Linked DNA regions of Mus musculus: regions 1, 2, 3, 4 and 6 are each linked to region 5. Evidence: chromatin loops called from intact Hi-C (ENCODE). Cell type or tissue: heart. All regions are shown on one strand. Region 1 holds the start of Zfp235 (zinc finger protein 235). Region 2 holds the start of Zfp111 (zinc finger protein 111). Region 3 holds the start of Zfp93 (zinc finger protein 93). Region 4 holds the start of Zfp108 (zinc finger protein 108). Region 5 holds the start of Zfp180 (zinc finger protein 180). Region 6 holds the start of Smg9 (smg-9 homolog, nonsense mediated mRNA decay factor (C. elegans)).

Region 1 (5,000 bases), 52 kb after region 5:
CTGATAAAGGACTAAACCTCTGAAAGTGTAAGCCAGCCCCCAGTTAAATGCTTCCTTTGGTAAGAGTTGCTTGGACTTGTGGTATCTCTTCAAAGCAATAGAACAGTGACCAAGACAGGAGTTGGTACCAGGGACTGGAGTATTGCTGTGACAAGCCTGACCATGCTGTTTGTTGAAGGAATATGGAAGACTTTAGGACTTTCCACTACAAAATTATTAAGTGCTTTTTGATTAGTAGAGCTTAGTGGGTCATCCTAGGAGGAGAATGCAAGACAAGGGCAATTTGAGCTGGGGGTGGGGGGCAGCTCAAGAAGTTTCAGAGGCAAACAGTACATGGCCTAAACCATTCTAGTCATATACTGAGGAAAAAAAGTGGGTGATTTTTGTCCTCATCCTAAAAATCTGCCTGAAGCTAAGTTGATGAGTTTTGTATTACTGGCATAAGCAGGGGAGATTTCCAGACAGCCTTGTGTTGACTGTGTCTTGTGGTTATTAGCAGTCGCTCTCATGGAGATCCAGCATGAGGAGGAGCAAGCCAGACAGAAAGAACTATGCAGTGTGGAGTGTGAGGAGAAAAGAAGCACCGTGAAGGCTTAAGGAAAAGCCTGATTCTGAATGCTATAAAGGGAGTGCTGACCTCAGGGCAACACCCCACCCAGCGAAGCCTCCAGCCTGTGAGAAGGAAGAGGAAAAGCTTCAGCATGAGGGAGGCCATCAGTTCCAGCTTCAGCATGAGGGAGGCCATCAGTTCCAGCTTCAGCATGAGGGAGGCCATCAGTACAGCTTCAGCATGAGGGAGGCCATCAGTTCCAGCTTCAGCACGAGGAAGGCCATCAGTTCCAGAAAGATAGTGGACATAGAATCGGATGGGGCCAAGGTCCAGACCATCGAGCAGCAGAACATGCCAGCTTTGGCCACTTGGTTCTGGCTTTAGAGTCAAGGATACAAGAAACACTTGGTTCTGGCTTTAGAGTCAAGGATACAAGAAAAGGGTTCTTGAGCCTCCCTTAGTAATGAAGGAAATGCCCTGAAGGCAGTTGTAGTATAGGAGAGTTCCTGCATAGTGGCCAAGAGAGGGCATTGAGTGAAGCTGTGAACCTGGATTATGTCGGAGACCACAAGATGTTGAAGATGCCAGAACTATGGGATCCCAGCTGCAGAGAGCTGCAGACTGAGGTGAAACCAGCCTGAGAGAGACAAGTGTGTTACAGCCAACATAGCCGAAAGAGTAAAGCATCTGAAGAGTGCTTTGACATCAGCATGGAGATGCAGAGTTTGGCCTCCACCTTTGGTTTTTAGTCTTGCTATGGTCCAGTGTTTCCTCACTATACTGCCTTCCCATTAAGAAATGGTAAAGTATATTTTATGCCATAACACATTGGATTATGTGGTCTGCTTTTTGATTTTGATTTTACAGGGAATTACAATGAAGAGATTGTCATGAGTATCATAAAAGTTTGACATTTAGATTTTTAAAAAATATTGGGATTGCAATAGATGGTGGGGACTTTTGAAGTTGGGCTGAACGCATTTGGCATTATGATATGGGCAAAGGCTTATCGAGACAGGTAGCAGAGTGTGATGGTTTGACTAACAGTGGCCCCCATACATCTATGTATTTGAATGATTGGAAATAGCAGGGAGCCATGCTTTCTGCCATGTTAATGGACTAAGCCTCTGAAACAAGCTTTGATCATGGTGTCTCTTCATAGCAGTAGAATAGTGACCCAGACACCCTGTGCTCTACCATCACTCCCACAGCCTGTGACTGGAGGATTCTATTCAGGGACTCTGCCTCTGCTGCTGAATCAGGCTCCTATAGCTGAGCAGTTGAAGTTTTAGCTTTTATAATATAATATAAAATGAGACTTCAGTGTTCTTAAAAAGGACCCACAGCTGGGCATGGTGGTGCTTACCTCTTATCCCAGCACCCGGGAGCGAGAGACAAAGGGATCTCTCAGTTTGAGGCCAGCCTGATCTACAAACAGAATTCCAGGAGATCCAGGGCTACGCAGAGAAACTGCCTCGGGGAAAAAACAAAACAAAACAAAACAGAACAGAAATAAAAAAGTATCCATAGATGTCTTACATGGCATTTCAAAAATAAAGAAACCGAAAAGCACCCCCGGTGAGCGAGCTCCCAAAAAGCGATTTCTAAGGCTCACATGCCAGTTAAAAGAGCTTGGAACATATGGAGGCTTTAGTAGTCTGGGGAATGTAGTCCCGGAAAAAGCACAGAGCTAGGCGCTTCCGCTGACGCATTCTGGGAATTGTAGTTCCAGCGCCAGTGACGGCTGAGGTGACTTCCGCTGCCGCAAGGCCAGGCTCCCTGGCAGTACTTCTGATGAGGTGACATCCTGCAGCGTTCCGCGACCCTTCTGTGTGCTGGTGTTTCGGTGTGTCTTCTCGGGGACCGAGTCTGCATCTCCGGGGAGAAGAGGGGCACCGCTGGCGTCGGCCGGTCCTCTCTAGCTGGGCTCTGCTTGAGACGGCGCTGCCCAGGATTCCTGGACCCGTCTCAGCTGCTTGTGGAGCCCTGGAGAGAGTCTAGCTTCCCACGGGAGTCTGTCAGAGGAACGGTGATGGCAGATAGCAGTGTCCTAAAGCCTTAAGTGGTATGCAACTCTGGTTTTGATGTGCTCTTTTTGCATATATTTCATTGTTTATTTACTTAAAGAGTGGGACGTTCCATAGCTGATAAAAGGAATAGGTCAGAAAACTACCTGTGGGAGTAGGGTCACTCCTTCCACCACGTGGGCTTCAGAGTCTTGAACTCAGGTGGTCAGCCTCAGCAGCAGTCGCTCATACCCTTTGAGCCATATCGCAAGGCCAAACTCCCCTTTCCTTAGAGAGGGTTTAGCTTTTTATTGGTGATTATCTTCATGTATGTGGGAAAAGAAACTTGGTGGGGGCTCTTGCAGATGAGCAACGTTTACTAGAATTTAAAATTTTTAGAAGGAGAGAATATGGGGGTGGGGATTTCACTACTGTGTAAGGAAATAGTTATATGTAAGATAGCTGTCACATTAACAGACCCTTAGATAGTGGTGGTCAGTTATGACACAGCGTTCATCAGAGAGCTCGAGACTTCTTAAACATTTGTTTTTATGGAAAGCCCATCACTACAGGCAGCATTGTGAAGGTGCGAGTACACGGCATCCCTGAAGCTGCCAGAAATAGAGAATTGTGGGCTTGTCTAACCCTTTGCTGTGAGTGAAGTGAGGCACGCATGACCTGGTAACCTGGAGCCTTACACTACTGATTAGCAGGAAGCAGGTAGAAAAGCCTGGTCAACCTGCACAGCCCTTGGGGCTGATGGAGAAGCTGAGGAAGCCATGTGGACCAACTGTCCTAGCAGTGTTCTCACGAAGCCCCTCTTCCCCAGCTTGCTTCCCAGAGCCCTGCCTTGTCTCAAAGAGAAGAGAACAATGACCAAGTTACAGGTAAGTTGGGTTGCTTCCCCCATCCCCACAGTGCTAGGGATTGGAAACATGATCCCTGCATGCTGGGCAAGTGCTCTACACAGAGCCTCTCTGAACTGCATGAAGGAAGAGGGGAAGTTGCTGAGAAGAAAGGTCTGGAAGGAGGAGGGATAAGAGAGGACAGTGGGACATGTGCTCAAAGTGCACTGCACTTGGGAAAGTGTACAAGGATGAGTAAAAAGAATTTGAAAAAGTGGGCTGGAGTGATGGCTCAGTAGTTAAGAGCACTAGCTCAGTTTGGTTCCCAGCACTCACACCTGATAGCTTACAACTGCCTGTAACTCCAATTATATGTAATTAGAGGATGTTCAACGCTCTCTTCTAGCCTCCCAGGGCACCTGCACACACACACATCTACACACAAACAGATGGTGTACACATACATTTTAAAATCCCTTTAGTTCATTTACATTTAAAAAAATGACATTTTCCACTATTTGCCTAATTTTATTGTACAATTCAGTATGAGGTCTCCATACTCATGTGGGTTATGAATTATATTTTTACTTTAAAATTTTGTATTACCATTATTGTGTGAGGGGGTTGGTTGTAAGCATGCCAAGGAGTGCATGTAGATCTCACAGGATACATTTTGGGAGTCCAGCTTTTTTTTTCCATCTTGCCAAAGCAGGTCTCCTGTTTCTGGGACTCTGGAGGCAAGAAGATTCCTGGTACTCACTGGCAGCCATCCTAGCCTATTTGGCAAGTTCCAGGCCAGTGAAAGGCCCTATTTCCGCCCCCCCCCCCAAAAAAAAAATGATGGCCTGCACCAAAGGCTGTCTTCTAGTTTCTAAATGCATGTGCACCCTCATGTACATAGGTACACTGACATGTATGCATACGTGTGCACACAGATCACTGGTCACCCTCATTTCCTGCATTTGAAATTCATATCCTGAATAACCAAGGAGCATCTGGCTACCACCATCTGCAAACCTTCTGGGGTTGACCTACCTTGGGCAATGAGGGCATCAAGAAAGAACAGATTTTACTAATGAAGTATTCTGAATCTAAAATTCATAATGTTGCACAACATAAAACATTTTAAATGATGTCATCATTCATGGACTGTCATTCAGAGCAGTTTGGATTTGTGACTGAAGATACACCTGAACTGTACTGCCCAGAAGGAGCAGGGCATTGTCAGCTCTTTCCAGTACAAAGTCAGTACATGACTCCCGACATGGGTTGGAATCCGTGACTTCCCATTTAACGGTGGCGGACCTACTGACCCAGCTGTGGAAATGGCACCAAGTTCCTTGTACCGTGTTTTCTCTTTGCCTCTATCCCCTCTGTAGCTATAGAAAGGGGTGAATAGGTATACTGGCTGGTGTTACGTGTCAAGTTGACACCAGCGAGAGTCATCAAAGAGCCTCAGTTGAGGTCCTGGGTTCTATAAGAAAACATGCTGAGCAAGCCAGTATATAGCACCACTCCATAGCTTCTGCATCAGCTCCTTTCTCCAGGTTCCTGCCCCTGCTCGAGTTCCTGTCCTGACTTCCTTCAATAATGAACAGG
Region 2 (5,000 bases), 130 kb after region 5:
AAATGCAAAACAATCTCATTAAGGAAAGTTCAGAAAACTGCCATTTTTAATCAGTTACCAAAGTACCCCCAAATTTTTAAGTGCCCAGTTTAGGCCAGAATACAGAGAATCAGGGATACCTGGTGACTACAAATTACGTGTGAAAATCACCACTGTTGCTAGCAAAACAAGCGTCTAGTCCCTGGAGCTGAGGGTACTGTGTAGCTGGGGAGCTTGGCTGAACTCCATGTAAAATACCCGTGCATTTGTATTCATGCTGCAGTTTCCTGAATCATGGCTCCTGGGTGCTCAGCGGTGTCTAATATATGCGCTGAGTTTCAGGGCTGCTGGTGTGTCTCCATCATAGCACACAGCTCATTCGATCCCAGCTTGTCTGTACACGTGTCTGTGTGTTTGTCCTTTCTTCATCACCATGGCAGCCGTACACTCTCCCTGGTTGCTCAGGAAATGAATCCTCAGGACACCCCGTGCAGGAAGTGAGGGCGAGCAGAAGTCTGTGCGTGTGTGCCCACATGTCTGCACGCATGCACGTATATTTATGCACAGCATGTAGAGGTTGGAGGACAATCTCTGGTGCTCTTCCTCAGGTACTATCCACCTTTTTTGTTGCTGTTGTTTTAGAGTCAGGGTCTTTCTGTGGCTTAGAACTTGCCAAAAAAAAGGTAGGATGGCTGCCAATGAGCACCAGGACCTGTCTCCACAGAGTCCCAGAAACAGGAGACTCTGTTTCAGCAAGGTGGAAGAAGAAAGCCCAACTTCCAAAAGATGACCTTAGCATGGTTACAATTCCTTTATTTCATCATCATCATGATGCAAAATTTTAAAGTGAAAAAATTCATAAATCACATGAATAGGGAAGACTTGTATTTATTTGCAGAATAAAATTAGGCAAACTTTGGAAAATGATGTCACCTTTAAAATATAAGTGAACTTAACAGTTTTTTAAATGTATGTGTGTCTGTGTGTATATATGTGTGCAGGTCCCTGGGAAGTTAGGAAAGGGCACTGGACACCCTGGAGTTGGAGTTACAGGCAGTTGTAAACTATCAGATGTGGCTGCTGGGAACCAAACTGCCCTTAACTACTGAGCCATCTCTCCAACCCACTTTCTCTAGTTCAACTTATTTTACTTATCCTTGTACACTTTCTCGTGTGCAGTGCACTTTGAGCACATGTCCCACCGTCCTCTTATCCCTCCTCCTTCCAGACCTTCCTTCTCAGCAACTTCCCCTCTTCCTTCATGCAGTTCAGAGAGGCTCTGTGTAGAGCACTTGCCCAGCATGCAGGGGTCCTGTTTCCAATCCCTAGCACTGCGGGGAATGGGGGAAGCAACCCGACTTACCTGTAACTTGGTCATTGTTCTCTTCTCTTTGAGACAAGGCAGGGCTCTGGGAAGCAAGCTGGGGAAGAGGGGCTTCGTGAGAACACTGCTAGGACAGTTGGTCCACATGGCTTCCTCAGCTTCTCCATCAGCCCCAAGGGCTGTGCGCGCTGACCAGGCTTTTCTGCCTACTTCCTACTAAGCCTCCGGGTTACCAGACTCACTCACCACATTCTCTATTTCTGGAAGCTCAGGGGTGCTGGGCACTCTTACCTTCACAAGGCTGCTGTGGTGATGGGTTTTCCAAAAAAACCAAATGTTTAAGATGCATGCTGTGTCTTGACTGACCACCACTCTCAGAAGGGTCTGTCAATTGTGACAGCTATCTTACATGTTACTGTTTGCATACATGGGAGTGAAATTATCCCTCTGTCTTGCTGTAAAAGGCTTAATTACTAGTAATCATTGCTCATTTGCAAGAGCCTCCACAAAGTCTCTTTTCCCACGTGCATAAAGATAACGACCTATAAAAACCTAAAGCTCAGCAGATAAAGGCCACTGTCGCTGAAACTGATCCCCTGAGTCTCTGGACCCCACACAGTGGAAGAAGTGACTGAACTTCCAAAAGTTGCTTTCTGATCTTGTCAGTATACAAGCTGTGGCACGCCTACCTCTCAAAGTAAGTAAGTCATATTATATCGCATCGCATCGCATCGCATCGCATCGCATCGCATCGCATCACCACATCACAACCAGAGTTGCATACTACTTAAGGCTTTAGGGCACTGCTATCTGCCATCACCGTTCCTCTGATAGACTCCAGTGGAAAGCTAGACTCTCCCTGGGGCTCCACAAGCAGCTGAGATGGGTCCAATAATCCTGAGCAGCGCCACTTCAGGAAGGGCCCAAGAAAGAGGAGTGCCCCCCCCCCACCCCATCCCTCCGCCTCTCACTTCTCCCCAGCAGCGGACTCGGTCCCCGAGGAGGCATACCAGGAGCAAGGGCGTACAGGGCCACAGAAAAGCTTCAGGATCTCACTTCACCAGAAGTACCACCAGGCCGCCTTGGTTTGCGGAAGTGGAAGCGACTTTGGCAGCCTCTGGAGCGGGAATTACCATTCCCAGAATGCCTCAGTGGAAGCACCTAGCTCTGGTGCTCTTTTGGGACTACATTTCCCAGAATGCTAAAGTTTGGTTAACCGCCTAGCTGTTTTAACAGCTGTTAGGTAGTTAGGTCCTTGGATATAGCTTTTTTGGAAACTTGTTCTCCTGAGTTGCTTTTCGGGATTTGGGAGTTTTTGGTTTTTGTTTTTGTTTGTTTGTTATTCATTTGTAAAATGGCATGAAAGACAATTGTAGTAAGTTGTTGGTGGTGGTCGCTTTTTTTCTCCCCTCACCCCCACCCCAGGTAGAGATTCTCTGTGTAGCCCTGGCTGTCCTGGAACTGCCTCTGTAATCCAGGGTGGCATCGAATTCATAAACCTCCCTGCCTCTGCCTCCCAAGTACTGGTATTAAGGGCATGGGACACCAAGTCCTGCTGTGGATACTTTTTAAAACATTGAAGCCCCACTGTTGTGATTATAATAAGATATAGAGGTAAAAAAAAATGTGTTCTATGGGGTGTGGTGAGGTGTGGGGGAGGGGGTCCCTCAGCGAGCCCAAGCCAAGGCATCCCTTTCCTCAGAGGGACCAGTGACATGACGATATAGCATAGAATAGAGTTTATTTAGGGCATGGGGAGGGGAGTTAAGAGAGTAGTAGAGGCAGAGAAAGGCAGAGAGAAGGAGAGAGTAGAGAAGTAGAGGCTGGCCATGATCACGCGGAGAGAGCAGAGGGAAGGAAATGGGGAGGGAGGGGGGGCAAGAGGGCAAGAGGCAAGAGAGAGAGGCAAGAGTAGGAGAGTAAGAGCGAGTAAGAGAGGGATGAGGGGGCAAGCAGCCCCTTTTCTAGCGGGCCAGGCCTACCTGGCTGTTGCCAGGTAACTGTGGGGGTGGAGTTCAGACAGAATACCAACATCCATATTATACTGCATTATAAAAGCTAGAACTTCAGTTGTGAAGCTATAGGCGCTTGACTGAGCAGCAAAGTCCGAATCCCTTCACAGAATCCCGTGAGATGTGAGGGGACACCCGCCTAGAATCTTCTAGAGAGGGGCTGGGAAAATGACCTGGTAGTAGAATACAGACTATTTTTGTCACTGTTAAGTTGCTGTGAAGAAGCACCATGACCAAGATATAGAGAGGCAACTCTTAAGATAGAGAGCTTTTATTTGGGGGCTTGTTTAGTGCATTATCATCACAGTAGGAAGCATGACACCAGGCTATGAAGAACCATTCAAATATTTGAACTTTGGGCAGAGGCTACTCTTATCCAAACCACCACACCCCACTCCCTAGTCCCCATAGGGTTATAGGTACAACATAATGCCTATGGCCAGCAAAACTGCTTGGCAGATAAAGGCATTTGCCCAACCAAGTTCAAGGACCTGAGTTCAGTCCTTGAAATACACATAGTGGAAAGAGGGAACTGACCCCTGTAAATTTCCTTTGACCTCCACCAAAGTTGCTGTAGCACACTGATGCACACACACACACACACAATTAGTTAATTAGTTAGTAAATTAATAAAAATAAACTACTACAAATTATAAGAAGATTATTATTTTGTCTCCGTTTCACTGAAAATCCACTTCAGAGCCCACCGTGCTGCAGTAACTATGCTAATAAGCCTCTTGCCCAAAGGACTGCTCAACTCAGTGTCACACTCTCATTCCCACTTCCTCCCTAAAACTTAACAAAAACATGTCCATTCACCATGGGTGGTTGCAGGAGCCCTGAGTCTCGGAATCTGCTGTAAACTGTAGCTCAGGTTATTGGTGTATATATAGAACTGTGTGCCACAGAGAGAAGAGTATAAACTCTATTTAATCTACTGGTACACACCCATTCAATTCTTTTAAAAACCAGATTCATTTTTACGTGTGTGTGTGTGTGTGTGTGTGTGTGTGTGTGTGTGTGTGAGTGAGAGAGAGGGAGAGGGAGAGGGAGAGGGAGAGGGAGAGGGAGAGGGAGAGAGAGAGAGAGAGAGCGCGCACAAAAGGGTGTCAGGTCCTGTGGGGCTGGAATTACAGGCTGGTTGTCAACTTGACACTAACAGGGAAGAGGAAGCCTCAACTACAAAGATGCCTCCATGAGACTGGTCTGTAGGCAATTTTGAGGCATTTTCTTTATTAATGGCTGGTGTAGGAGAGCCCCACTCGCTGTGAATGCTGCTATCCCTGAGCAAGTGCTCCGAGGTTGTATAAAATAGCAAGCTTAGTAGCCAGGCCTGGTGGCTTTGATCTCATCTCTCAGGAGGTGGAGGCAGGAGGATCTCAATACATTTGAATCCAGCCTGGTCCACATAGTGAGTTCCAGGACAGCCAGGGCTACATAGTGAGATCCCACATGAAAAGACAAAAAAACAAACACCTACCAAGCCATGGACAGCAAGCCTGTTGGCAGTGTTCCTCTGTGGTTCCAGCTCCAATGCCTCCTCTGGCTTCCCTCAGTGACTGATTGCGATTGGCAGGTATAATCCAAACAAACCCTTTTTCCTCCAAATTGATTTTGCTCAGTGTTTTATCACAGTAACAGGAGCCCATCTAGAACAGGGAGTTTTCTCCTACTTTTGGAAATGT
Region 3 (5,000 bases), 190 kb after region 5:
TCAATTATTTCGGGAGATAGCTGAGTTAGAAAAAATCTCATCCTATAGACAAGGTTCTCTATGGGAAATCAATTCTTTTCTTTTCTTTCTTTCTTTCTTTCTTTTTTTTTTTTTTTTTAATTTTCTTTTATTTTCTCAAGACAGCTGTCGATCTGGCTGCTCTGGAATGTGCTCTGTAGACCAGGCTAGCCTTGAACTCAGAAATCTACCTGTCTCTTCCTCCCGGGTGCAGGATTAAAGGCTTGTGGCACCAATGCTCAGCTGGGAGATTCTTTACAAATGTCAGAAATCACAGACGAGTGGAAAATTGCCCTATCATTGTTGCGGGAAATATAAAATGAACGCCAAGCTTCCGCACTTCTCCCAGCTACTCTCAGCCCCAGCAGTCCCACCAGCCAGTTCTTAACTCCTGGAGACTCTCTGAGTCAGAGCTCCAAAATCTCTCCACCCAGCTTGCTAAGTTCCCACTGGCGGGTTGCTACTATACCAACCCTATGCTTCAAAACCCACACGGCCTTTGTGGTGCACATCTGGCAAACCCACGCTTTGCCTTCGTACCTTTCTCTTTTGAACCCAGACGAGCTGCCACAAGAAGGAAAATGCAACACAAACTTAGTTCAGAAAAAAAAAATTGTAACTCAATCACTGGGCACAGCAGCTAAAATCTTGTACGCCATATTAAATCTAAATCCTCCGGTTGCGAATCCTGACGGATCCGCCATTGAAACCAGGAGACACTAGTAATTACATCTTGTCCTCACACTATCCCTGTCGAAAAAGACCAAACTCTCCTGCTTCCTCTCTTCCTCCGTGCATCCTGGAAGTCGCCCCTACTTGCTCAGTGATTGACTCCTTTATTCATTAGGGGATTGATTCACAAGAAGCCTGAGTGTATGACTCACTCCTTGTCCGCAACCCCTCCCAGGAGAGCAGAATTAGCATCAAAATACAAACAGCACCAGCGCCATCTACAACAGGACACTGGCAGGGAAATCTCAGCATCCATCCAAGTCTACAGAGAAAGGCTGCAGGAAAGGATTTAACCAACGTTGGTGACTGGCAGAACCGTCGTTGACCTACGCGTCCCTTTCTCACAGGAAGCCCCTCTGTATCTGAGGTGCAGAGCTGCATGTGCTCAGGACTCAGCCATTTCCGGTGCAAGTGGAGAGGGGCCCTGTAAGTAAGACTCATTTGAAAATGCTCACCCGTCTCCAACCTGCATTCATATTGATTTGTGTTCCTCAGTATTCCTGAAAGGGGCCTTCAGTCAGCATCTTATATTTATTAGCCTAGTACAGTGAACTGAAATGTGTGCAATTGGAATTATGGGCCCTGACATTCTGTGGGGACAGAGCTTTTGCTGTTGTTTGTTTGTTTATACTGTAACCAATATTTTGAACGTCTTTACTAAACTTGACTTGTGAATGACTTGCTTCTCCTCCTTCCCCTCTAGGTCTAGGTCGGGCTGTCCTTCATGACCCAGGTCCATCTGTGGTTCAGACCTATGCTGCTCCCACGGACTCCCCCAGGCTGTATCTCAGATAAAGAGTTCTTTCTGACAGCTCCAGGGCTCTGAAGGTCAAGGATCAAGCCCCCACTGGAGGATGCTGGGCAGGTTGTGGTTTGAGTGAGAACGCCCCCCACAGGCTCATGTTAAAATGCTTAGTCACCAGGGAGTAGAACTCATTGAAAGGATTTGAAAGACAGGAGGTATGGCCTTGATGGTGAAAGTATATCACTGGGCATGGCTAGAGATTTTAAGAGCACATGTGTCTCTTTGTCTCTCCAGTATGGATGAGGATTTAACTCTCCCTCCCATGCCCGCTGCTGCCATGCTCTTGCCATGATAATGCACTAAACCCCTAAAAGTGTACGCAAGCCTCTAATTAAATGTTTCCTTTTATAAGCGTTGCCTTGGTCATGATGTCCCTTCACAGCAACAGAAGAGTGGCCCAGATAGCCCATGTTCTACCACCAGGTCACTCCCACAGCCCCTCACTAGGGGATTCTGGGCAGTGCTCTACAACTGAGCCGGTCCCCCACCCCTCATAGGGGGTTTCTATGCAGAAACTCTGACTCTGCTGCCTAATTAGGCAACTGCAGCTGTGCAGTTTCCCTGTTAGCTTTTATAATGTAATACAGTATGGGATCTCAATTTTAAAAAAAAATGTATCCACAGCAAGATCTGCTGGCCCTCTCCTTTAATCACAGCACTTGGGAGGCAGAGGCAGACAGATCTGTCAGTTCGAGGCCAGCCTGGACTACTGGGGGAGTTCCAGGACAGCCAGGGCTACACAGAGAAACCCTGCCTCGGAAAAACAAAACAACAACAAAAACAAAGAAGTATCCACAGTTGACTTTCATGGAATTTCAGAAATGAATAAACCGAAAAGCAACACAGAAGAGCGACCTACCAAAAGGAATCCCCTTAGTTAAAAAGGTTCACCGAAGCTTTGCCATTCCGGGGAATATAGTCCCCAGAGAGTGCAGCCACTGAGGAATTCTGGGAATTGTAGTTCCAACGCCAGTAGTGGTCAAGGTCGTTTCCGCTCCCGGGAGGGGAGGATGTTTGTGAGTGCTTCCTGTGAGGTGAAAACCTGGGCCATCGCTCTGCATTTCCTTTGCGCCTGTGCTCCTGATGTATCCCCTCAGTGACCGCATCTGCGGCCCAGGAACAAGCCCGGCATCCAGGTCCTCTCTCGCTGGGCTCTGCCTGAGGCGGGGCTGCCCTACACTGACACACCTCAGCCCCTTGCAGAGCCCCAGGAGAGGCTAGCTTCCCAGGGGAGCCTGGCAGGGGAGCTATGATGAGAGATGGCCCATGTCCTGAATCCTTAAGTGGTATGCAACTTTACTTTTTATGTGATTCCACCCCTATTTATTTATTTATTTATTTATTTAAATAAACAATATTTTTATTTTGTTAAAGTTATTAAATAAATGTATTTAATAATTAGAAGAAAGAGAGAGAGAGAGAGAGAGAAAGAAAGAAAGAAAGAAAGAAAGAAAGAAAGAAAGAAAGAAAGAAAGAAAGAAAGAAAAGAAGTCAAAAGACAACTTGTGGGAGTCAACTTAATGGTACCCAGAGACTCAAACTCAGCAGGTTAGACTCAGTGGCAGTTTCCTTTACCCGCTGAGCCATCTTGTAGGCTCAAACTCCCCATTCCTTGGAGAGGGTTTAGCGTTTTTTGTTATTGTTTTGTTTTGTTTTTTAATTGGTCATTATTTTCATGCCTGTGGGAAAAGAGACTTTGGACTTTGTGGCGGCTCTTGTAAATGAACAATGTTTACTAGTAATTAAGTCTTTTAGAGGGAGATACAAAAGAGGACTCTATCATTTCCATGTATGGAAACAATAATATGTAAGATAGCTGTCACAATTGATAGATCTTTCTGAGAGTGGTAGTCAGTCATGACACAGCACGCATCATAGAGTTCAGAGCTTAGTGAAGATTTGTTTTTCTGGAAAACCCATCACTACAGGCAGCCTTGTGAAGGTAAGAGTGCCCAGCACCCCCCACCCCACCCCCCACATGCACACACACAAGCTGCCAGAAATAGAAAATGTGGCCTTTTCTAACCCGCTGCGGTGAGCGAGGTGAGGCATGGGTGGCCCCTTAACTTTAACCCAGAGTCTTACACTACCAATTAGTGGGAAGTAGGCAGAAAAGCCTGGTCAGCGCGCACAGCCCTTGGGGCTGATGGAGAAGCTGAGGAAGCCATGTGGACCAACTGTCCTAGCAGTGTTCTCACGAAGCCCCTCTTCCCCCAGCTTGCTTCCCAGAGCCCTGCCTTGTCTCAAAGAGAAGAGAACAATGACCAAGTTACAGGTAAGTCGGGTTGCTTCCCCCATCCCCACAGTGCTAGGGATTGGAAACAGGACCCCTGCATGCTGGGCAAGTGCTCTGCAGCCACCGTAGCCTATTTGACAAGGTCCAGGCCACGGAAGGACCCTGTTCCCAAAACAAACAAAAACCCTAGACAGCACCTGAGGAAGGACACCAGAGGTTGGGCTGTAGCCTGTACATGCATGTGTACCCTTGTGTACATATGTACACTCACATGCATGCACACATGTGTACACACATGCACACAGAAAACTGGTCACTCTCATTTCCTGCATTGGACTTCCTGAGCATTCATATCCTGAACAACCAGGGAGCGTCTGGCTTCCGCACAGCTTCTGTGGTTGACCCAACTCAGATGATGGAGGAATGAAGAAAGGACAGACACACAGACACATGTACAGACAAGCTGGGATCGAATGAGCTGTGTGCTCTGATGGAGACTCCCCAGCAGCCCTGAAACTCAGCGCATTTATTAGACACCGCTGAGCACCCAGGAGCCATGATTCAGGAAACTGCAGCATGAATACAAATGCACGGGTATTTTACATGGAGTTCAGCCAAGCTCCCCAGCTACACAGTACCCTCAGCTCCAGGGACTACACGCTTGTTTTGTTAACAACAGTGGTGATTTTCACACGTAATTTGTAGTCACCAGGTATCCCTGATTCTCTGTATTCTGTCCTAAAATGTACACTTTTGAAAAATCTTCAGTATTTTTTAAAAAATCTTCAGTACTTTGGAAAATGATTAAAAATGGCAGTTTGTCTGAAACTTTCACTTACTTAATTAGATTTTTGTTTTAAATTTACTGTTTGTAAATGGACAGTACATTATAGTCAATATATGTTATATAAACTACATATATATAATATATATTTACATGGCTGAACACCATGTCATATATATAATATACACACATATATATATTTGTGTGTGTGTGTGTGTGTGTGTGTGTGTGTGTGTGTGTGTGTGTGTGTAATGCAACCTTTATGGAACACTGTGTGGCCATGAGTGTCAACATGCAGACAATGATGATAGTGTTGTTGGACATATATTGGCTGCTTAATGCATATGTGCATATCATACAGTGTTCTGGGTCCTTTCTGTGGTCTCATTTTATCCCTTCAGGGGCATTGGGAGAGGAAGGAATGT
Region 4 (5,000 bases), 170 kb after region 5:
CTGGTGGCAAAAGTCAACATGGTTTTGGTACAGGTTTACAAGTGACTGGTGCCATGATTAAAGACTCCTCCCCACTGCTGCCTCGGCAGCTATGAAAACGATCTCTTCCTTCCCACTCCTCATCACTTTCGCCATCAGTTGTCTCTGATTCACTATTTTCTAAGCTTTCCTCTTTTTTGCCTGTATAGCAGGATTTCCTTTTACAAGCAGATGGTCTCACTTTCTGATCATCAGAGGGCTCTGAAGGAGATTCCTCTGCAAGAAATTCTAAGTCTTTTTTCTCAGTCAGTATATCCCTCATTTGTTGCCACAGAGTAAAGGCATTACTGGGGACTTCCCTAGATGAATTTTCCTCATGAAACTTCCTCATAACTTTATCTACTCGCTTCCAATCCTCCAATGTTAAGCTTCCCTTCTCTGGAAACCAAGGGCTGATTTTTTTTTTTTTTTTTGCACGAAATAATAAAATTCTTGTAAGGATTTATCCGAGACCTTTAGACCTCTGCCAGACAACACGTGCTTAAAGACCGACAGAAACAACCATTTCTTTTTCGATTCTGACTGCTCCATGGTAAAACTTACTTGTCCTCCTCAAACTGACGATTCTTATCAGTGGGCCTGCAGCGCTCTGATGAGATCCTATCCTTGCCTGAGAAGTAAAAAACGAAAAGGGAAAAAGGAGAGAAAAGACTTACCTGTCTGATGTCCTGGTTCAAGGCGCCAGCTGCCACAGATGAACCTCACTTGGGTCCTTGATCCATGGGCGAAACTTGGGTTTCGGTTACAGGTAGGCAAAGAGTCGGGAAGAAGGAGGGGTGACAAACAGACATGACACAAGGGAGTGTGGATCTGAATGTAATGTCTTAAAGCAAGCACTAGTCTTATAATACAGAAAGCAAAGGAGTCGGATATCACAGCAGGCAAGGTACATCGAAGTATATGACACAAAACAGAGGAATGCCTACAAAGGACTGGCAGGAACCAACTCGGATAAAATACAATGTTAACAACTGGGATCAAAAGCAGCTCCACCTAAGGTCCACTTAATCTTAGAAGTCAGGTGTAGTCTCCCCTCCCCCAGCCTGAAACCTGCTTGCTCAGGGGTGGAGCTTCCTGCTCATTCGTTCTGCCAGGCCCACTGCTAGAACCTGCGGAGCCACACACGTGCACCTTTCTACTGGACCAGAGATTAGCGGGAGTCGGGTCCCCTCCCCCTTCCTTTATAACTAGTGTCGCAACAATAAAATTTGAGCTTTGATCAGAATAAATTTGTCTTAGCTCCGTTTCTTCTTTCGCCCCGTCTAGATTCCTCTCTTACAGCTCGAGTGGCCTTCTCAGTCGAACCGTTCATGTTGCGAGCTGCTGGCGGCCGCAACAGTCAGGGGCAAGGGCTTCGCGCCCTTGCCATAGTTCCTATTCTAGTCTATTGTATAGTCCACCTCCCCCTTAGGCCATTGTAAATTCCTGTGTATGGGTGTAACTCAGCTATCTATAGTTCTAAGTATCTACTCTGGTTCCTCCTTAGACCACAACCTTCCTTCTTCCTAAATAATGGTAAATTCCTGCATATGGGAGTAGTTTGCCCTGAGATTTCTAACTCTATGTAGTAGATAATAATGCCTGATTTCTTTCACTATCTCTCTTACAATACTAGAGGCAATTCTGAATGTCACTGAATAGGCAACATTCTTACTGAATTCAAAGCCCTTGGTCGGCTCAAGGACTGCCTAGGATTGATGAGGAATCTAACTTAGCTAAATATCAAAAATGAATCCTTAGAAGCACTTATAATAAAGTAATATTAAGGGAAAGCACACAGATCTGTTTACCAACTAAAGCATGGACATTGGAGCATTCGTTATTCAGGATGCCACAGTTCCAGGAGACTTTTTGCCTCAGGACAGTGCCCAGGTTTTTGGGGCCAGTTGCACGTGTCACTACTGGAGTAGATGTAGCACCTGCCCTGCTGATTTAAGTTCCACTTGCAACCTTCCAGGGACTTTCTATTGCCACCACTGAGAATGTGAAAATTAGGGGATAGGATGGAAGACAGACAGGGACCCCTACATTAAAATAGAACTTACCTGCAAACCAAACTGTAAGACCCACCACCCCATTATACTCAAATCCTAGGACCCTCTTCCCTCCTTATGCAGACTGGGAAGTAGAACTTGATATGTTTATAAAATGATAAATGGGGGTGGGGTGGGGTGGATACGTTCTATAGGGGTGTGGTGAGGTATGGGGGAAGCGGGTGCCTCAACAGGCCCATGCCAAGACATCCCTTCCCACTGTGGAACCAGCCACACGATGGTATAGTATAGAATAGAGTTTATTCAGGGCTTGGGGAGGGGAGTTTAGAGGGTAGTAGGGCAGAGAATGGGAGAGAGAAGTAGAGGAGAAGAGTAGAGGCTGGCCATGAGCACGTGGAGAAAGAGGGGGGAAGGTATGAGGGGACAGAGCAGGAGCAAGACGGGAAGAGCAAAAGAACAAGAGGACAAAAGAAAGAGGAGAGGGCAAGCAACCACTTTTATAGTGGATCCGCCTACCAGGCTGTTGCCAGATAATTGTGGGGAGGAGCATACCTAGGTGTTGCCAGGTAACTGTATGGTGGAGCTTAGACAGAATGTTAACCGAACTCACTAGGGCATCCAGAGCTTACCTATGCTAATCTGACTCAGGAACAGAATTTTCTATCCAGAAGTTGGCAAAACTTGAGACCCTGTTCCCCATAAGCCCCCTGGCTAAAGGGTTGAAAACTGGAGCCAGGATAGTTATGCCCTCTGGTCCTGTTACTGCACCTTCCTACAGCCAAGACAGAGACCTACCCTTTGAGATTTCTAAACCATGGGACTTAGCTGGTAGTCACTATAAAGGTCAATTTTAAATTTCTCAACGAAACAAGGCCAAATATGACTAAAGACTGTTGATTTTGTCTGGACCCACAACTTCCTTTCTAAGCGAGAGTGGTACTTTTACATTTCCCAAAAAGCAATTTCCACCGACCTCACTCTAGTTAAAATAGCTTGGAACCTTCTCGTTCTGGGAAATGTAGTCCCAGAAAAAGCTCCAGACCGATGAACTTCCGCCGAGGCATTCTGGGAATTGTAGTTCTGGAGCCATTAGCAGCTAAGTTTGCTTCAGCTCCAGAAGGCTAGGCTGCCTGGCAGTGCTTCCTTCCAGTGAGGTGAGAGCTTGGAGCATCCCGCAGGCCTTCTGTGCGCTGTGCCCCGGTGTGTCCTCTCAGGGACGAGTTTGCATTCCGGTGTGTCCTCTCAGAGACGAGTTTGCATTCCGGTGTGTCCTCTCAGAGACGAGTTTGCATTCCGGGGAAAAGCGGGGCAGCTGTGGCAGCGACCCGTCCTTTTTAACTGGGTTCTGCCTGAGGCCTCCTGCCCTGATTCCTGGACCCATCTCAGCTGCTGGTGGAACCCCGGGAGAGTCTAGCTTCCCACTGGAGCCTGGCAGAGAAGCTGTGGTGACAGATGGCCAGTGTCATAAAGCCTTAAGTGGCAACTCTTACTTTTATGTGTTTTTGTTTTGATTTGGTTTGGTTTTGCATTTATTTATTTAAGAGGGGAGGGTTGTGTCACAGCTTATGTATGGAGGTCAGAAGACAACTTGTGAGAGTCAGGTCTTTCCTTGCACCGTGTGGTGTTCAGGGACTCGAACTCGCCCCATCAGGCTCAGCTGAAGTCACTTCTACCCACTAAGCCATCTTGCAGGGCTTAGATTTCTATTGGTCATTATCTTCGTGCATGTGGAAAAAGAGACTCTGGAGGCTCTGGCAGGTCAATAATGTTTGCTAATTATGAAGCCTTTTAGAGCAGGATACAGAGAGGTTTAACTTCACTCCCATGTATGGAAACAATAACATGTAAGATAGCTGTCACAATTGACAGACCCTTCTGAGGCTGGTGGTCAGTCATGACACAGCATGCATCAGACTTCTGGGGCTGCTTAAACATTTGTGTTTTCTGGGAAACCCATCACCACAGGCAGCCTTGTGAAGGTAAGAGTGCCCAGCACCCCTGAAGCTTCCAGAAATAGAGAATGTGGTGAGTGAGTCTGGTAACCCGGAGGCTTAGTAGGAAGTAGGCAGAAAAGCCTGGTCAGCGCGCACAGCCCTTGGGGCTGATGGAGAAGCTGAGGAAGCCACGTGGACCAACTGTCCTAGCAGTGTTCTCACGAAGCCTCTCTTCCCCAGCTTGCTTCCCAGAGCCCTGCCTTGTCTCAAAGAGAAGAGAACAATGACCAAGTTACAGGTAAGTCGGGTTGCTTCCCCCATCCCCACAGTGGTAGGGATTGAAAACAGGACTCCTGCATGGCGGGCAAGTGCTCTACACAGAGCCTCTCTGAACTGCATGAAGGAAGAGGGGAAGTTGCTGAGAAGAAAGGTCTGGAAGGAGGAGGGATAAGAGAGGACAGTGGGACATGTGCTCAAAGTGCACTGCACATGGGAAAGTGTACAAGGATGAGTAAAAAGAATTTGAAAAAGTGGGCTGCAGAGATGGCTCAGTAGTTAAGAGCACTGGCTCAGTTTGGTTCCCAGCACTCACACCTGATAGCTTACAACTGCCCGTAACTCCAATTATATGTAATTAGAGGATGTCCAACGCCCTCTTCTGGCCTAATTTTATTTTACAATTAAGTATGAGTTCTTCATACTCGTGTTTATGATTTTTTTCATTTAATAATTTTTCATTAGTATTGGGTTTGTGCTTTGTGAGCATGTCAAGACATGATGTAGACTTCAGAGGACAGCTTTCAGGAGTCTCTCTTCTTCAATCTTGTTGAAGTAGCATCTCTTGGTTTGGGGACTCTGGGACAGGCTGCTCTGTCCTGGTGCTCAGTGGCAGCCATCCTAGCCTAATTGGCAAGTTCTAGGACACTGGAGGACCCTGTCCTAAAAACAAACAAACTACCCTAGACAGCACCTGAGGAAGGACACCAGAAGTTGGATTGTAGCCTATTCATGCGTGCACACATACATGCACACA
Region 5 (5,000 bases):
GACCCTGAATAAACTTTCCATCTTTTTCTATCTAATTTCTTATCATGAGATTGATCATTAGGGAACAGGAAGAACAAAAAGAAGGTACCTGGCTGTTTAGGTAACTCTTGGATGGAGCCTCGAGGAAATGGGAAATGCTAACGTCCGGGGAGCTGGGAAAACCGTTTTCCTGTGGAGCAGAGATGTAACACATTCACTGGGGAAACCTTCCCCTCCCAGAGCAGAACTGTAACACTTTCCCTGGAGAAACCCTTCCTCTGCAGCAGCTGGAGCAGAGTAGTAACACTTCTGTAAAGGAAGCCTTTCCCTTCAGAGCTGCAACATTTAACACCTATAAGCTCCAAAAAAGGAGCTGAGAAACATAGAGAGAAGTCCAGGAGGGCACAGAGAAGCTGCAGAACTTTTAGGAGGGAGCTGGGAGGTAACAGGGTCACAAAGTATAGGAGGTCCACTGAGGGGGAGTGGGTTAGGAGGGCTTAAGTAAGAGATAGAGCAGGCAGCTCCAAAGGGGAGGCAAGGAAGAGGGTAGCAGACCCAAGAGGGCTTAAGGAAACTGCATGATAACAGCTCCCAGGGATTGGTGAGGCGAGGAAGCCCTAGGAAGGAGATATGAACAAAGGCCTCAGGGGCATAAATGTCAGTGATGATAAGAATCCAGGGCATCCTAAAAGGGAATGAGAGAAATATTCTGAATCAAAGAGGAGAGGCATCCCTTTATGCATGTCACAGACCCAGTAGGGCAAGAGGAGCTTTCTGGCACACTGGTGTGGTTTTTGTAGTACTAGTAGACAAAGAAGGCAACTCTGAGGTGGCACTTGTCCTGTAGAGATGGAAAGGAGAGAGCAGCTGAAGATGGACTTGGAAAGGGGGTGACTTCAACGTGGGGGGGGGGGGCAAATGTCTTTATGCCTTATGGCAAATGCCACGAGGTCACTGGAGGGCTTACCAGGCTGCAGGAGCCAGAGAGACACTTGTGGAGTAGACAAGGAGGGACACATGGCTAGAAAGCAATTGAAGAGGCAGACTCTAGAATTTGGAGTCAAGTTTGGTGAATGGTAGGAGCCAGCAGAAATAAATGATACATACATACCTTAGAGAGCCAGATCCACAGCTTGGTTCAGAGCTGCCGAGTCCCTCAGAGGGAACTCACTTATGTCAATCCCGGGTTATGGGCATCAGATAAATGAAAAAAGAAAAAGAGGTATGCTTAAACTGTGAGGCCGAGAACAGTCAGAGGCATGGAAGGGTCTAGACTGAACGGAGCCATGAGTGGAGAGTGAGTGTGGGGGGAGAGAGTGAAAGAGGAGAGGGAGTTTCGTGACCAAGAAGGTAAACACATATAGTTAGTATATCAAAAGATATGTTTTATTATGCTGAGGGTCATCACACAAAATTCAAACTCTATGTTTCCAACTATCTCCCCAGTGCTGTTCACCTGGGTGATGTATCTTAGCTGAATGTAAAAGTGTTGGAGGTCCAGAACAGAAGTCTCTGATTCGATCTTCAGGATCCTGGGCGGAGAATCTCTATCCATAGGGCAGATCAAGATGGTGCCTCTCCAAATGTGCAGAGCAAAGCATTGCTCTAGGTCTCTGCGTGTATTACTGTCCAGTGGGGTTCTAAGACTGTATCTGGTTATTATGAGGGAGTGATGTCTCTGAGTTCTGGTTATCAGGTGTAGCCTTGGGTGGAGCAGGAGTCCTAAGCTAATTATTTTTTACATGTCTAAAAGGCATTTTAATATGCTAATTATAGGGAGCAAAAAGAGGAGCCAAAGATGGAGAGATCAAAAGTGTGGGAACCAGGAGACCTCGTAGCCAATATGTATGAGTTTATGTTGAAAGGAAAAGCTGGGGAAAGGAGAGGTTCCGGTTAGGGAGTGGGATGCTGGGAGAGCTAGCCAACATTTACCCGGATATGTTAACAGGCACCTTAGCCATTTGTCCTGGGTTTCTTTGAGACCTAACACTGACAGCTATTAAATAAAAAATCAGTTTTTAAAAGATGGGTGTGATAGTTCATACCTTTAATCCCAGCATTTGAGAAGCAGAGGCAGGTGGTCATCTGTAAATTCCAGGCCAGACAGAGTTATATAGTGTGTGGGGGATTGGAGGTGGGGCGATTAGATTTATTTATTTACGGGGTTCTGGGAATCCAACTCGTATCATCATGATTGGCGGCAAAGCGCCTTTATCTGCTGAGCCATTCTGCCCGCATGATTAGAACTTTTTGAACTGTACAACATGGACATCGCTAGTCTTCCAGACTTGGCAGTGTCAAAGCCAGCTTCAATCTTGGCTTACAAGAGGACTTTCCCATTGGCCACCACCCTGAAAGGACTGGGATGGACTGCGCAGCCTCACTCGAGTTCGAGGCCTCGCCCCTTGGCGCTGAGTTCTGACAGCGGCTGCGTAAGCCGCTGAGAGTTCTGGGAATTGTAGTTCCATTGAGCTGATAACCCCCTACTTCCGGGTTTAGCCGGCAGTGCAGCCATTTGTGTGAGTGTGTGTGTGTGTTTGTATGTGTTTGTGTGTGTGCGTGCGTGCGTGTGAGTGTGTGTGTGTGTATGTGTGTGAAGGCGTCTTCTATGGCTCAGCTTTGTGGCTGGGCTCAGTCTACACGGAGCGACCTGGCGGATGCTGACTCGAAGTGGAAGCCAGACCCCCGCCACTCGAGTCATGCCGGGTGTGCTTCAGGATCGGGGCAGGAAGCGGTGAGCACAGTTTCGTTCTGACGCTGAGTCGTGAGTGGCTCAGACCCGCCCCGGTCCTCACCACGGGCTCACGGACGTCCAGGTTGGTGTTAGATGTGGGACGCTTACAGTGGTCGATGTGCGCATGCGCAGGGTCTAGGCGGGAATCTGGACGCGTTGGTGTCAGTGACTTGGGGTTCCTGTGCCTCAGAATAGGACTCAGGGTCTCGGGAGGCTGTAAAGAGTGCACAGTTGTGCGCATGCGCGGATGGTTGGTTTTGTGTGGTGGGACTGTGGGACCGAGGATGTCCAAAAGGATGGAAAACAGGGCCTAGGCAAAGGGCAGATAATTGAAAGGCCCGAGGGGACACTAAGGTGCCTTGCGTTTTAGACAAAAAAGTTTTAAAAGAGGTATTATCGCCACAGAGAGACATTGTGGCGGGGCCTCTAAGGTGACAGGGTGTGTCACCAACAGCTCCTAATAACTGACTCTGGTGGCCCTAGGTGCATATGCAGAATCAGCTCTGAGGGTAGGGAGAGACCCTGAGGGTAGGTGCAGAGGTGGGTGTGACCTGAGCAGTTTCCTCTGTGTACGTACAAAAGTACCAGGAACTCCCCTCCTCCCCTGCGTATTTAGTGGAGAGCCTTCCAATGCACAGACTCTTTTTCCCAAAGAGAGGAACCATGCCACTGTTTCTGTACTAGATCTAAGCCCACACTGTATTCGTGAGCAAGTGTTGGTGTCGGAATCACCAGCCTACGTTCTGAAGACGTGGTTCTCCTACCTGGGCAGACACTGTTCTTGCAAGCCTGGGGGTGTCCTGTTTGTTGGAGATGTATGTGGCTTCTGTTCCTAGACCAGGCATGACAGCCAAGCAGAGCAGTGGCCGCTGTTTAGCCCAGTGAGCCAGTGGGTTTATTGTTGTTCCCTACGGAAGTATGAGTGAAGGGTTTCTTACAGGAGCAGGATGAGTCAGCTATGGCACTGAAAAGCCCACGGGAGTGATGACTCAGGGAAGCTGCGTCTCTGGAGGTGCCTACAAGACTCCAAAGCAGCTCATCTGGGCAGGGTACCTCCTCCTCAGCCTTCGCTGTTGCATGTATAATCTTAAGGAAGGGTGTGTGTGTGTATCTTTAAAGTTTCAGCTTCTGAGATCTTTTAAGTTTTGTTTGCTTCCTGAGTCTTAGGAGCCTCCCTTCTCCTTCTAGGAGGGAGCATTTCGATTCGGAGGAAATGGGTTCACACTAGAGCAGCCTGGAGGTCCTGGTTCTTGAACCAGGAGACCCAGTATTGTTTTCAGTTAATCAGTCCTTTCGACAGTCAAGTACCAGATGGAGGGTGTTAGGCAAGGGCCTAACAGAGGATTCTAGGCAGAAGGCCCTGTGCATGTCAGTGTATTCAATTAGAGAATCTGGAACTGGCACCTGAAACCTGAACACCTTAGAGTTCTTAGATGTTCAAGTTGGGTAGAAACTCCAGCTTGGAGGTAAGGAACCTATGCTTTAAAAGGCTGCCTTCTGGTTGGCAACTGGCTGGGAGAAGGCAGATGCTGTAAGCATCTTTACAGAGTATGTGTTGCTAGGATCTTTGCTGTGGCCTGTTCTGCCTTGAAGCAAGAGAATGCCTGCATTTATAGGAGAGCGGGGTGGAAGACAGGTCCCTTGGCTCTAGCCTAAGTTTGAGGACACCTTGGGAGCCAAGTGTTGAGGACCTAGGACTGGTTCTGGAGCTCCGTGCTCAGACTTAGGTAATGGTGTATTTTAACTACAGCTCTGCAGACATGCAGAACTGGTGGCCTCAGGACCATTGTGGCAGCTGTGACTTGGAGCCACAAGGGGACACAGAGTCCTATAAAAATCCGCCTAGAGCTGGGGTGTAACTCAGCTGGTTAAGTGCTTGCCTAGCACAAAGCCCCAGGTTCCATTTCTGGCACTTCATAAATCCGGTCTGGTGGCACATGACTAAAAAAAGCAGTACTTGGGAGGTAGAGGCAGGAGGATGATGCGTGTGAGGCTAGCCTAGACTACATGAAACCCTGACTCAAAGGATAAGGAATCAAAACCAAAACAAGGAAGAACCCCAGATGGGCGGAGCACCCAGGTCCTGAATGCAAATCCTTCATGGGAACCTGCTTGGATGAAAGGTGTGTGCCACCGTGCCCTGCTAGAAATGCACTTTTGACACATAGTGCTGGGATCTTGGTGGATTTTGCTGTAATCAGCACCAGTTGATTCCCAAGTGTAGGGGAAGACAGGGTCTCCCTGGCATTCAGGTGCCCAGGAAGGTGTACAGCAGGAATTACGCAGG
Region 6 (5,000 bases), 320 kb after region 5:
CAGAAAACTGTTAAGAGCCTGAGCTGCTAACTGCTAAGTTCAGTTCAGCTGGTTTCTGGGGAGGGTGACTGCTGACCCTCACGGAGAACTGCGAGAAGGGCATGCAGTGAGCCAAGCCTGCCTTTCGGGCCAGGCTCTGCTGCTCCCTAAGCATGGGGCCTTCAGGCGCATCTCCTGTCTTCTTATCATCTTTCTGCATCTGTTAAGTGAGGGAGGAGGCTTTATCGAGAGATAGAAGTTACAGGGAAGCAGAGCCTGGTGCCGGTGGCCCAAGGACAATGCCAAATCCCTCCTCTGCCCACTTTGCGGCATGTATGCAGATGAGTGCACTCACCCGTATGTGCATGAGGAGGCCAGAGGTCGATATTAGTGTCTCTCTATATATGTATGTGTGTGTGTGATGTATACATGATGATGTATATATTTAACATGTATGCTTTGTGTATATATATAAATATATATTATATGTATATATAGTATATATACTATATATATGTGTGTATATATATATATATATATATATATATATATAACATGCATGCTGTGCCTCGGGAGGACAGAAGAGGCCTCTTATGGAGGAAGTTCAAGGGGAATTTACTGAGACTCAGTCTCACAAATAAAATAAAATAAAATAAAATAAAATAAAATAAAATAAAATAGAGATGGTTCAGTAGTCAACAGCACTGGCTGCTCTTACAGAGGACAGGGGTTCAATTCCCAGCACCCACATGGCAGCTCTCAACCTTCTGTTGCTCTAGTTCCAGGGGATCCAACACTCTCTTCTGGCCTTGGCAGCCACCAGGCAGGCACGTGGTGCTCAATCATACTTACAAAGCACTCATACATATAAAAGAAAATGAAATCTTTAAAACATGTAAGCGGAGGGCTGGGCTAAGGCTCTGTGGTAGGGAGCTTAACAAGCCTACTTAAATTCAGTCCCCAATACCCTACCTCAAATGTATGAATGCTGAAACCTTAACTAAAGGCCCAGTGAGGTGGCCTGCTGGGTAAAGGCGCTTGGGACCCATGGGATAGAAGGACAGTGCTGATTCTTGCTGACTCCTCTGGCATCCAAATGTGCATTGCTGCATGTGTGCGCACACATCCTAGAGGGCACACATCCCGCTTATAACTCAGTGAATCTGGTGGCATTGAGCACTCTTCATAAACAGCCCTCCAACCAATCACTGCCCTGATGGTTACCTTGAATATGAAAAACTCGTGCTTTCTGTCTCCAGGCTTCAACAATAAAAAAATTCTTCACGGGCTGGAGAGAAGGCTCAGCGGTTAAGAGCACTGGCTGCTCTTCCAGAGGTCCTGAGTTCGATTCCCAGCAACCACATGGTGGCTCACAACCATCTGTAATGGGATCTGATGCCCTCTTCTGGTGTGTCTGATGACAGCTACAGTGTACTCACTATATATATATCCATCCTTTATAAGCTGGCCATGTGGCCCAGGCAGCAGTGTGCTTACCTAGCATGCATAACATGCATGGGGCTCTAGGTTTAATCCCGTGGAGTGTGCCTCTATCAGCACTCCAAGGAACATTTTTTTTTTTTTCAAATTTGAAAGAAAAGCCGAAGGGAAGGCAAACTTTAAGTCTTGGCAGCTAGGTGCCCATAGGAGAACAGAGAAGAGCTTGGCGGGGGCATGGAGGGAGGCGATGCTGTTTGAGTTAGGCTGACATGGAGATCAGCTCTGGGGACAAGCACGCATGTGTGCTTGTGTCTTGAAATGCAGATCAGTGGTAGAGCACATCCTACATAGCAAGGCCCTCTCTCTTTTCTCAGTACAGAAGAGAATGGGAGAGAATAACGAAAAGCCGAGGGGGTGGGGAGAGCCCAGCAGTCCTGAGGCCAAGGCAGGTGGGTTTCTTTGAGTTCTAGACCAGCCTGGTCTACACAGTAAGACCCCACCTCAAAACAAGAGAGCTGCCTTTAATCCCAGCACTTGGGAGGCAGAGGCAGGCGGATTTCTGAGTTTGAGACCAGCCTGGTCTACAGAGTGAGTTCCAGGACAGCCAGGGCTATACAGAGAAACCCTGTCTCAAAACAAACAAACAAACAAACAAACAAACAAACAAATAACCAAGAGAGCTGATTGTGGCGGCACACACAGGTAGGTTATGCTGAAGAGGCAGACACAGGAGGGTAAGTTTGAGGTCAGGCTGATGGACTCACGGTTTTTTTTCTTTAAGAAAGGAAAAGCAATAGGGGAGGTGGAACTTCTGCCTCTCAGCTGTCTTTCCATTGGGTGACTGCACCCTCTGCCCAGTGGCCTTCCAGCTGCTTCAGGCTGTGCCCCTAGTCCTTTGAATGTTTGCCCCTTCTGTAGCCCTGCGATCCGCCCACTTCTGCCGCCCACCTCGTGCCACAGGTCCAAGCCTAGACCTTTCTCTACAGATGTTCTGTCTTGGAGGAGCTGGGCTCTTCCTTAAAGTCCTTCAAGATCGCTTCTTGCAGCCAGCTGAATCAGTCTTGTGCTTGCTCAGATAAGGACGTTAATTCCTCCCTTCCGCCGTACCCTACCCCGATCGGTCTGACAACACTACAGAAGACCCGGGATTCGAACTCGAAATCTCCAGAGCTGCCCACCCAGCCAAACAGCAGGCCCGCCCAGAGAAACAATGCGCACGCGCCTTCTCAGCAGCAACATACTCCCTCGCCCCTCCGTAATCCGCATGCGTGCTGAAGCCAGCCACCTCCATTCACGCATGCTCAGTCTAACGCGCACGTTGGGTTCGCTTGCGCGCCCAGCCCGCGGCGCATGCGCCGAGCTAGCAGCGCAGGCCGTGACTCGTTGGGCTGCGTACTGTGGCTTCCTCTTCTTCCTCCTCTGGGAGCTTCCGGGACGCCAAGGCCTGTTCCGGAATAGCCGGCACCCGTTTTCTCGGCCTCTCTCATTCTCTGGCTTGTGACCTTCCGGCACCATTTACACGGCAGGTGGCTGTGGAGGACCTTCCCCGCCCACGCTGCACTCCCGTCACTCAGAGCGCGCGCTGCGACCCAGGAACTAATCAGCAGCTGCCCTAGGTAAGGGGAAGGGGGGACGCCCCGAGCCTGGGAGAGGCAGGCGCGCCGACGGGGCGGGGTTGGGGGTGGGGCGTATTCAAGCCCCGCCCCCGCCCTGCCGTTAAAAGGTCGCTGGGCGGCTGGCCAATGGGAGTAGGAACGTGAAGGTCTCGGAATTGCGGCGCCGTTAGCTGGAGGTACAAATAAATTAATAGAAACTATAGCCACTGTAAAGTGTCCCTGTAGTGCTGGTACGAGCCTTCTAACAGTATCGGGAGGAAATTTCTGGACACAGTCCCAAAGAAGCCGACATACACCTAGGGCCACCTTCCATGGAAATTGGATTTTGAGGTTCTTCATGCCTGAGTATTGGAAGGAGGCTCCATATAAGACTGCAAGTAGGGGCTGGAGAGATGGCTCAGAGGTTAAGAGCACTGACTGCTCTCCCATAGGTCCTGAGTTCAATTCTCAGCCACCACATGGTGGATCACAACCACCTGTAATGGGATCTGATGCACATTCTACTGGTGTGTATCTGAAGACAGCTACAGTGTACTCATATAAATAAATACATAAATAATATTTTTAAAAAGGGGGGCTAGAGAGATGGTTCAGCGGTTAAGAGCACTGACTGCTCTTCCAGAGATCATGAGTTCAAATCCCAGCAACCACATGGTGGCTCACAACCATCCGTAATGAGATCAGATGCCCTCTTCTGGTGTGTCTGAAGACAGCTACAGTGTACTTATATATTATAATAAATCTTAAAAAAAAAAAAAAAAAGACTGCAAGTAGACTAGGAAGCACTTAGAAAAATACGTGAATAGAACTGGACAAGGCGGCTCACACATGTAATTCCAGTAGTGTGGAGCCAGAAACAGGAGGGTCGCCATGAGTTTGAGACCAGCCTGAACTGCAGAGCAGGACCCTGTTTGAGAGGGAGAGGTGAGGAGGAGGAGGAAACAGTATTAAGTTGTGGAATGCACCATGCCTCAAGAGAAAAGGCATTAGAACAGTTAAGAATTGGGGGTCTCCTGGAAATTCTTGCAAAGCAACTTGTCAATTCTGGAAGATTCTCCAAAGAGGTGCTTCACATGTAGGTGGGAAGATAGCTCAGTGTGTGAAGTGCTTGTTTGCAAGCATGAAGACCCAGGTTTGATCCCCAGCAACCACATAAAAAGTGGAGCCTGGCGGCACGATCTTGTCATCCCAGTGCTGCGGAGGCAAGACTGGCAGATGTGCAGAGCTCCTTGCCCAGGCAAAAACAGTGTGGGGCTGTCAGGATGGTTGTATCAGGTAACGGGGCCACCACAAGGCCAAAGAATTGACTTCCATCCCTGCGGCCTACAGGATGGAAAGAGAAAATGGTCTCTCGGAAGTTGTCACCTGGCCTCCACAAATGTGATATGGCTCTGTGCCTGCTTGCACGCAGGCATGTGTATGTGTGTGTCTCACACACACAAGAAACCCAGAAGCTCCCACCCCAACATTATGCAGATTAGACTTCATTTCTGTGAGGTCAGGAATACCAGCTTAGTAGTTTATGCAGAGCTCTTCCTGGAGAACCCTAGAAACAGCATTGCAGGTCCCAGCTTGCAGGCAGATGGTGTCTCAGGTTCTGGATCGTTCCCCACAAGACCTGATGAGTAGAGTCAACTAGTGATTCCAGAGCAGTGTGCAGAGGGACACTTCACTTGCCTGAAAGGAGGGTGGGTGGTCCCAGTGAACGTCACTTCACTGTGAGGACAGGATCTCCATGGGGGCAGGGGATTAGACTCTGAAGCACTGGGGAGGTCGTCAGGATAATAGGGGAGCAGACAGTTAATTGTGGGGAGGAAGGAGTCCCAGTCTGTGGGGAGAGGGCCTTAGACGGTAAACAGTCATTTATGACCTGACTCATTCCAGCAAGCATCTGTTAGCAGGTCCTTGCCCTCCTTGGTCAGTCGAGTTTGTGGCTGTGGAGAGGTCACTCGGGCCTGAGAGGGG

Evidence for each region. Hi-C counts contacts between places; a loop is a spot of excess contacts. Peaks named below come from ENCODE experiments on the same cell type or tissue, not always from the same donor. Only the 100,000 strongest peaks of a DNase experiment are listed, where the experiment ranks them.
Region 1: a loop joins it to region 5, with 4 times the contacts of the local background. A loop is called at or near these places in 15 of 42 quality-filtered maps.
Region 2: a loop joins it to region 5, with 6 times the contacts of the local background. A loop is called at or near these places in 4 of 42 quality-filtered maps.
Region 3: it touches region 5 in a loop (2.4-fold over the local background); 6 of 42 quality-filtered maps call a loop at or near these places.
Region 4: it touches region 5 in a loop (6-fold over the local background); 6 of 42 quality-filtered maps call a loop at or near these places.
Region 6: a loop joins it to region 5, with 4 times the contacts of the local background. A loop is called at or near these places in 3 of 42 quality-filtered maps.

What each region holds. Positions count from the first base shown.
Region 1 is chr7:24,131,873-24,136,872 of GRCm38, forward strand. Zfp235 (zinc finger protein 235) reads left to right here and starts at 500. Exons shown (of 5, transcript NM_019941.3): 1 at 500-1,351; 2 at 2,277-2,615; 3 at 3,386-3,443. The coding sequence starts at 3,429. In heart, no CTCF peak of the experiment used is centred here; a DNase peak (open chromatin) is centred at 2,279; H3K4me3 peaks cover 1,761 bases; H3K27ac peaks cover 1,325 bases.
Region 2 is chr7:24,205,716-24,210,715 of GRCm38, forward strand. It overlaps Zfp111 (zinc finger protein 111), which reads right to left and starts at 2,434. Exons shown (of 4, transcript NM_019940.2): 1 at 2,314-2,434; 2 at 1,343-1,400. The coding sequence starts at 1,357. In heart, no CTCF peak of the experiment used is centred here; a DNase peak (open chromatin) is centred at 2,416; H3K4me3 peaks cover 1,367 bases; H3K27ac peaks cover 819 bases; H3K27me3 peaks cover 601 bases.
Region 3 is chr7:24,267,841-24,272,840 of GRCm38, forward strand. It overlaps Zfp93 (zinc finger protein 93), which reads left to right and starts at 2,578. Exons shown (of 4, transcript NM_009567.4): 1 at 2,578-2,841; 2 at 3,773-3,830. The coding sequence starts at 3,816. In heart, no CTCF peak of the experiment used is centred here; a DNase peak (open chromatin) is centred at 2,621; H3K4me3 peaks cover 1,070 bases; H3K27ac peaks cover 1,060 bases.
Region 4 is chr7:24,251,626-24,256,625 of GRCm38, forward strand. Zfp108 (zinc finger protein 108) reads left to right here and starts at 3,169. Exons shown (of 4, transcript NM_018791.2): 1 at 3,169-3,297; 2 at 4,208-4,265. The coding sequence starts at 4,251. It also overlaps a transcript of Zfp109 not described here. In heart, no CTCF peak of the experiment used is centred here; a DNase peak (open chromatin) is centred at 3,126; H3K4me3 peaks cover 1,404 bases; H3K27ac peaks cover 1,164 bases.
Region 5 is chr7:24,079,444-24,084,443 of GRCm38, forward strand. It overlaps Zfp180 (zinc finger protein 180), which reads left to right and starts at 2,454. Exons shown (of 5, transcript NM_001045486.2): 1 at 2,454-2,795. In heart, no CTCF peak of the experiment used is centred here; DNase peaks (open chromatin) are centred at 2,368 and 2,798; H3K4me3 peaks cover 2,067 bases; H3K27ac peaks cover 1,941 bases.
Region 6 is chr7:24,396,857-24,401,856 of GRCm38, forward strand. Smg9 (smg-9 homolog, nonsense mediated mRNA decay factor (C. elegans)) reads left to right here and starts at 2,772. Exons shown (of 14, transcript NM_028047.2): 1 at 2,772-3,035. In heart, no CTCF peak of the experiment used is centred here; a DNase peak (open chromatin) is centred at 2,745; H3K4me3 peaks cover 1,571 bases; H3K27ac peaks cover 1,752 bases.